Linked DNA regions of Homo sapiens: region 2 is linked to region 1. Evidence: read pairs that join two places in POLR2A ChIA-PET (ENCODE). Cell type or tissue: PC-9. All regions are shown on one strand.

Region 1 (4,000 bases):
TGTTGGATGACAATGAACAATTTCATAACCTGGTTTGCTCTCTTCCCCTTTCTAAGGGGCAGACCCCCTCCTGTCCTGCACATGTTAATCACACATTTTAAGGCACCAATCTGAGACAAAATGGGGGGTTAATAAAAGGCCAAGGTAGTCAATCCCAATCTTGTAGCCCCACCAGCACAGAATACACAGCACTCCAGGCAGGCTGTTCAGGCTGGGTGCCATGATGGAAAGCCAGTCACTTACTGTGGCTGCTCCTTCTTTTGGCCAGGCCTCAGTTTCCCCACTTGTAACCCAAGGGAACTGGTCTGGACAATTTCTAAGGGCCCTAGAGTCTATCTAGCCCATCCCGCTCTGATCCCTCTTGGAGGTTCATGCTCTACGCTTCTCTGGTGGAAAGGCAATGGTAGAAGCCATCATTTCTGGAAACTCAAGACATTTCATTCACTTTTTTCCTTCTTGGAAAGAGGAAAAAAATGCACAAAGTACAGGACCTATTGCCATGATGGAGAAAGTATTTTAAAAGTTTGTATAACCTGATCACTGATTTGTCAGCAAGTCACAGGAAACACACTTTTTATGAGATTCCATCTAAAAGTGTCCATCCAGTTGTCAATGTGGGATGTGGCTATTTGCTTTAGGTACATCTGGACAAGAACGTTTAATATGGAAATGCCTTTTCCCATCGCTAGTGACTTGATACAATTCCCATCATGTGCACAGCACTTTACAGTTTAGAATGCACTTCCCTATTCGATATCCCATGAAGTTCCCACGGTCAGCCTGTGGAAAGGGCGGGGTGGAGGGGATCGGTCCTGTTTTGCAGATGAGTAAACCGAGGCTCAGGATGGTGAAGCAACCTGCTGTCAATCACCCAGAAATCCCAGGAGGAAAGAGAGGGGAGACCATGTGGCCCCGATTCCTGCTCCATGGCCCACGCAAGCTGCTCCCTGCGCACCTCCCAGGCAGGTTCACGTGGAGCAGAGCTGGGCGTCAGCTCCTATTTGCTTATGCAAGAAATCTCCGTAACGGAAGGCAAGGTCACCCATCCCATCATCAGAAATTCTCAAAACTCAAGACTAAAGTCTCCCTGAGGAATAAACGACCGATTCAAGTTTGTTCTATATTCCAAAGATCGGGCCTGGATCAGATTGTGGTTCTAGGAGCCTCTGTCCCTCACCATCTTGGCTAAAGTCTCTCTGGCTGCATAATTGAAGGCGCCACCACCAGGCTCTTGGCTATAAACCCCCATCCCAAGCCCTGGCTGATGTGCATTAGCCTCGGCGTCGTAACGCACAGAAGTTCCTTACTCAGACATACCCTTCATCGTAATTTATCAGAACAGGACTCTCGGGAGGCTGCTAGTGAATTTGCATTTAATAGTCAGACTGCTAAGGGCCTTGGTGGTGCCTTCACTGCATTTATCAGAACACAACAAAAGGATGCATTCAGAAGCAGATGGGTATTGACAGGCATGCGGGGCAAACCACAGCAGCGGGAGGAATCCAACCGTACCATGCTGTCTGTAGATAGGGGGTTTCCTATAGATGTTATCTTTTACGCCAGTGTCTGGGGAAGAAGAAAGAAAAAAAAGGAGAGAACAGGAGGGTAAGCAGCAAGTTGTGATGGTTTCTGTTCTACAGCTTTTTGTAAGCAACAAGCACTCACCCAGATTTAGAATCATCAGGCAGGAACTGGCACCCAGCGAGCGACAGACACCCAGGCCCCAGATCAAGCCTCCCTGACTCCAGATGCCACCCTCATCTGCAGGAGATGGGGCAGCAGCCAGGAACCTTGTGGTCCCCCGGGAAGTGTAGCCAGCTCAGACAGCCCTTTTCCTTCACCCCATTCCCAGGAGGACAGGTGTATCTCCCTGCCGTTTGTGGGAATTTGGAAGAAACTCAAACACACATCGGTTTGGGGTTGTGAAAACCCGTCTGATGGTTTTAAAGAAATCTCAGTGCCTGGGGAGCAGTGGAGGAGCCTGGAGTGTCGTCTGGCGCCTGCTGAGTCAAGGCAAGCTGACAGTTTGGGTGTGGCCAGTTTCGGTGTGGACAGTTTCAGTGTAAGGAGCCCAGCCAGCGTGTCCCGGAGCCTACCTGGGACGTGGAAGTGGCGAGGTGCCTGCTGGTAGGTGGAGGGGGGCGGCTTGCTGTCAGAGAGCACGGAGAGGCTGGGGGTGCTCCGGCCACTTTCACTGCCTCCAGACGGAAGGGCAAAGGCAGCAGATAGAAGGGGAAACGGGAAAGCAAAGTAGAATATTTCAAGCATGAAAAGCTTATTTGCAGCGAGCCCCATCTCTCCTGTCTGGTGGAGCAGCCCAGATCCCCTGCCCAGGGGAAGGAGTGTGGGCCTCATCCACGTTCCCAGACTGTGTCCAAGGACTTGCTAATCCAACCCTGAGTTGAAGTCTGTCCAGAGTCCCAAGGCAGAGGAGCGACATTGCTGAGGGCAGAGGGCTGGGCGGTGAACTAAGAACACCTTAGGGGGCTCACTCCATCTGCGCCTCTGCATCCTGGCTGGTGTTTGAATCCAACCAACTGCAAATTCGCCAAAACAAAGGCCCCTCTTCCTAATTATCCTTGTATATAAACATGCTGTTTTCCTTGAGAATCTAAAAATTAGCTGCTCAGAATAGGATTAAAGCACTAAAATGATCAAAATTGTCCTTTAAAAGCCATTGAGTAAAATTTTGCCAGCTGCAGAAGATAAGAAAAGAGTAGTATCCATCCATTACCACATTCTTTTTTTTTTTTTTTTTTTTTTTGGGACAGTGTCTCACTCTGTCACCCAGGCTGGAATGCAGTGGCACAATCACGGCTCTGCAGGGTGCAGACTCCACCTTCTGGGCTCAAGCCATCCTCCCACCTCGGCCTCCCAAGTTGCTGGGACCACAGGTGTGCACTACCACGCCTGGCTAATTTTTTTAATTTTGTAAAGATGGGGTTTTGCCACGTTGCCCTGGCTGGTCTTGAACTCCTGGGCTCAAGCAATCTGCCCACCTCTACCTCCCAAGGTGCTGGGATTACAGGCATGAGCCACCGCACCCTGGCCACATTCTTAAATACAACTGCTTTTTGGCAAATTAAATGGAAAGCATCCTCTGACCCTGCTTCAATTGCTGAGCTCACCTGGAACTATAATTCTGTTTTGCGAACAAGGTTGGATTATCAAGTCACGCATCCAGAGGGCCGAGGTGACCTGGGTGACGCCCCTCCCCCCACACCTGTTTGGGGAATGAGGTGACAGACAGATGCAGGGTATTGAATGCTTGTGATGAGAGAAGGTGTACGCTCCCTGCAGAAGACACTCCCAAGGCCCCGTTCCTCCCACCTGCCAGCCCCAGGAAGCCCCCTCAGCACTAGGCAATGGGCTGCAAGGGGTAAGGCGCTCTTCACCTGAGAACGTTCCCTCAAGCTGCACAGCCTTTCAGAGCAGCAGGACCCTGCGGTGACATCGAAATGAAACAGAAATAGAACTTCTGCGGTGGGTGAGTGATGTGCTGGGCCTGAAGGTGGACTGGCCAGGGACCCCACAGTGGACTCGTGAGGAGGGCTCGACAGACACTGGCCCAGAGGGGGCTCTTGCCTGGTGGTGGGCTGCATGCAGCGGGAGGTCACCTAGGAGCAGGGTGGCCCCAGCCAGGCTGATGCCGTAGAAAGGACTGCAGGCTCTAACTTTGAGCATTTTCTCGTGCTTGGGCATGGGTGCTGATTTTGCCTGTCAATGCTGATGGAGCGTCAGATAACTGCCCTTCCCTTAGCAACCTCCCTCCAGAACAGCATGGAACCTTCTAGAGCCTCAGTTGGCTCTACAGGTGCCCTTGCTGGCCGTGGCACCCTTGCTGGTCAGGTCACGCTCGTCAGGATGCTCCACGGTGGACTCCTGCACCTCCTGGTGGCAGCAGGGGCCTCACAGCAGGGAGACTGGACTCACGTGCCCGGAAAGGACACCGCGGATCCCTCCTACCGACTACGGCTGTGCTGGACCCATCCCCACTGGC
Region 2 (4,000 bases), 67 kb after region 1:
CCACTCACACGGGTCTGGGGGTGCCCACGCTGCAGTCCCGTCCACTCACACGGCTCTGGGGGTGCCCACGCTGCAGCCCCGTCCACTCACATGGCTCTGGGGGTGCCCACGCTGCAGCCCCGTCCACTCACGCGGGTCTGGGGGGTGCCCACGCTGCAGCCCTGTCCACTCACGCAGGTCTGGGGGTGCCCACGCTGCAGCCCCGTCCACTCACGTGGGTCTGGGGGTGCCCACGCTGCAGCCCCGTCCACTCACGCGGGTCTGGGGGGTGCACCCAGCACATTTCACAGGTGTTTAGTCTTTGTACTCATCTGTAGCATCCTCCCCCTTCCAGACCCACCTGCTGGAATTCAGCCTGCGTCTCCAGTTTCAGAACCAAGGCCACCTTGGACAGCCTCTAGTCCTAGTGGGGTGAGCTCACTTGCTTTGGAGTTGAAAGGCCTTGGCCCACCCCTCGGCACTTCCGCCCCCTGATGGACAGAGCACCCAGCACACCCACCCCTGCCAGGTACAGGGCACTCCTGCACCTGCAGAAGAGCTCCTCCAGGCACAGCTGCTGAGAAAACTAAAGGAGGCTGGACTGGGAAGACTGCAGACATCCACGCAGGAACCAGGACTGCTGCTCAATGCTTTCTAGGCACAGAAATGGTTCTAAGCTCAGGATTCTCACCACAGGCTGGGGGAAGGGGCAGGTTACATTATTAGTTATCTAGGGGTCCGGGGAACATTTGTTCTTTGAAAATGCAAATTTGATATTTCAAAATAAATTTACATTTGGAGAGGGCACAGCCTTTCTGCCAAGGGTATTTTTGAAAACCTCAAAAAAAAAAAAAAAAAATCTCAGACAGTGATTCTGTGGTTGGTCATATTTCCATCCCCTCCCACTTTTTTTTTTTTTTTTTTTTGACATTCTCACTCTGTCACTCAGGCTGGAGTGCAGTGGTGCAATCCCAGCTCACTGCAATCTCTGCCTCCCAAGTTCAAGCGATTCTCCTGCCTCGGCATCCTGAGTAGCTGGGACTACAGGTGGGCACTACCACACCAGGCTAATTTTTGTACTTTTATTAGAGACAGGGCCTCACCATGTCCAGGCTGGTCTCGGACTCCTGGCCTCAGGTGATCCACCCGCCCCGGCCTCCCAAAGTGCTGGGATTACAGGCATGAGCCACCACACCCAGCCCATGTTTCCCTTTTTAATTTGGCTGCCAGGAAGCTGTGGACAAACTGTTCAAAACTGATCTCCCCCTTTTAAAATTTGCCATAGAGCTTTTGATTACTATCTGAATTTAATTATAACAGTACTACTGTTTGTGAAGCCAAATTCTCAAAGATAGATAAAAGGCATTAAATAAAACCACGTTTACATTAAAAAAAAAAAGCAGTCAATCCAGGCCCCAGCTGGAGAGAAATTTTTGAATGGAGGACTCTCCTAGCAAGCCCGGAAGCAGCGCCCTCCCGACCCGGTGGGGCTGTGAACTTCATCCCAAGGGATGAAGGCTTTGCTTTGGCTCACAGAGTCAAATTATAACCAGCTCCCAGGGCCAGTGCTGCACCTCGGGGAGGCTGGAAGTGGAATCGCCTCTGTAGAGACTCTCAACGCAGCAGACAAGGTGGGGGAGAAAGGAGGCATTTGACACAGGAGAGGAAATTAATTGCGGGCAAGATGTTGACCCCAGAAATCAGGAGAAACCCCTCCTCTGTCTGGGGACACCCCAGTGACCACGGTGCTCAGAGTGGGCTTCTGCACCAGGTGCCTGGCAGCGGCGGGGCCTGGTTTGCTGGGCTTCCCTCCCAGAGCCTGTGTGCCATCTCATGATCCGGCAGAGCCACCCCAGCTGGGAAAGGCCACCTGGCTGCCCACTCCTTGCTGATACTTGGCCCCACACCTGCAAACCCCTGACACTTCGGCTGGCATTTGTTTTTTTTCCACACTAACAACCTCCTGCTTCCTAATTCAGGAAGCATCTTGAGCCCCCACTGCATACACACCTGGCCTAACTCCTGGGAGGTGGAGCAGTGAACCCAAGGGCCCCTGACTGCGGGAGCCCGGAGCTCAGTGTTCCTCTACAGGTTCCCCCAAAGGGGTCCCGGGTGGCCTGGAATTAACAGAGGGGAGCTGAGGGGAGTGAATGCCAGAGGGAGAGGACCTGAAGGAGACCTGGAAGGCTTCCTGGAGGAGGTATGCTAGAGCTGGGCAAAAGCAGCAGTGGACATTAGATGGGAAAGCAGCAGTGGGCATTAGATGGGAAAGCAGCAGTGGACATTAGATGGGAAAGCAGCAGTGGGCATTAGATGGGAAAGCAGCAGTGGGCATTAGATGGGAAAGCAGGAGTGGCACATGGGGTGGAGGAAACAGCCAGTGCAAAGACTTGGCGGCACGAGAGCCCCAGAAACTTCCATCCCTGGCTGCCTCCTCACATTTATTCACAGCGTTCACTGCAGCTGCTGCTGCTCTGGGTCCCCGTTTCTCAGGCTCTGTCCCTGGGCACTGCAGAGACCAAGCCCCCAACTCAGCACCCCCCCCACAACCAGCAAGCCCCCACTTAGCATGCCCTATACTCAGCACCGCCCCCACTCAGCGCCCCCCAGCACCTCCCACTCAGTACGCCCCACTCAGCGCCCCCCAACTCAGCATACCCACCCATTTAGCACCCCCCACTCAGCATGCCCCCACTCAACATGCCCCCACTCAGCGCCCACTTACTTCGGAGGCCCTGGGACAGGTGCGCGCTGCTGCCCACCGATACGGGCAGGGAACACTTCTGGCACATGCATTCCTTCCCGTTGAAGGTCACTCGGTCCCCGGGGGGGAAGGGCAGCCTGAAACAAGAGAGCTCGTTACCAGCCAGGCCCACCTTCTGGCTCCTCTCTGGGGGAGCCCTGTCCCAGTGCAGGAGACCAGGGCCAATGTCTCCCCAGGATCTTGCAAAGGTACCACTCACAGGCTGAGGAAATGCAGGGCCTCTCCACCCAGGCACTGCTGCGTCCCCGCAATAGGACCTCAGGTAGTCATCGACACCTGAGCCTCAGTTTCCTCATCTGTACCAACAGGCAGAATCATAGCACCTAAGGTGGTGGTGAGGACCAGCTGAGGGCCAGCCCAGTGCTTGGCACATGGCAACATGCCAGGCTGCCTGGGCCACCGGCCCCTCCAGCCCACCCTGCCTTCCCAGTCACATGGGATGCTTTCTTCATATCAGCTCAGCAGCAAGGACAGCAGCTATGTACACTGGGCATCTCCTGTGTGCCCAGGGCCCACTACTGTGATAGGTGCCCTATAGGCATGCCTCATGAGTAACCCCACGCCATTCAACCTAGTTGGTATTTGCTTCATGTTTTCTCTATAGGTGAGAAACTGGAGTTCAGAGAGGATATGTAACTTTTCCAAGGACACATGGATACGAGTCAGAACCAGAATCAAACCAAGACCTGTCTGGCTTCAAAGTTCCACGATTTAACTACCTGGGCCTCTAAGAGGGCAGTGTCTATAAAAGCACACCTCGTAGACAGGAAGATGCTGGACAATCGGATCCTGTCTTTATTTAAAATTCTGCCATTTTGCTCTAAATGGATTTTTTGCATTTATTTCAATTTTTTAAAGTATCGCATTAAAATATCATTTACTTGACTACTGAGTTTTTTGGCACCACCTTAAAGTCCGCCTCCGCAGCAAGTGCCTGGAGTGAGGCCAGGTGAGGGACCGCAGAGAGCTGGCCCATCCTCCTGCAGTCCGGGGATGTCTTTGGAAACTGAGGGATGGCTCAAGTAGCTGCATCTAGCAAGCTAAGGCCAGGCCACCTGCAGACAGGGCCAGAAGCACAGCCTGAGAATGCTGCCATGTCTGCCCTCGACACCTGCTGCCATCAAGCTCCCAGCAGCCACCGGGCCACTTTCCTTCCCCATCTGAGCCTGGCCAGAGAACCAGGTGCTTTTCAGGCAGAAGCCCGTGGAAGTGTCAGACCACGGGTGCCCCTTAAATCCCCTGTGTGGCCAGGCGCAG

What was found. Peaks named below come from ENCODE experiments on the same cell type or tissue, not always from the same donor. Only the 100,000 strongest peaks of a DNase experiment are listed, where the experiment ranks them.
Region 2: POLR2A ChIA-PET joins it to region 1 with 5 read pairs; 2 of 35 experiments call an interaction of 5 or more read pairs at or near these places.

What each region holds. Positions count from the first base shown.
Region 1 is chr4:8,018,106-8,022,105 of GRCh38, forward strand. It overlaps ABLIM2 (actin binding LIM protein family member 2), which reads right to left. Exons shown (of 21, transcript NM_001130083.2): 13 at 2,097-2,198; 14 at 1,513-1,566. Among named protein-coding and RNA genes, the nearest start is that of MIR95, 15 kb to the left of the region's middle. In PC-9, no CTCF peak of the experiment used is centred here; a DNase peak (open chromatin) is centred at 2,006.
Region 2 is chr4:8,085,465-8,089,464 of GRCh38, forward strand. It overlaps ABLIM2 (actin binding LIM protein family member 2), which reads right to left. Exons shown (of 21, transcript NM_001130083.2): 4 at 2,705-2,820. Among named protein-coding and RNA genes, the nearest start is that of ABLIM2, 71 kb to the right of the region's middle. RefSeq lists an enhancer at 1-697. In PC-9, no CTCF peak of the experiment used is centred here; no DNase peak of the experiment used is centred here.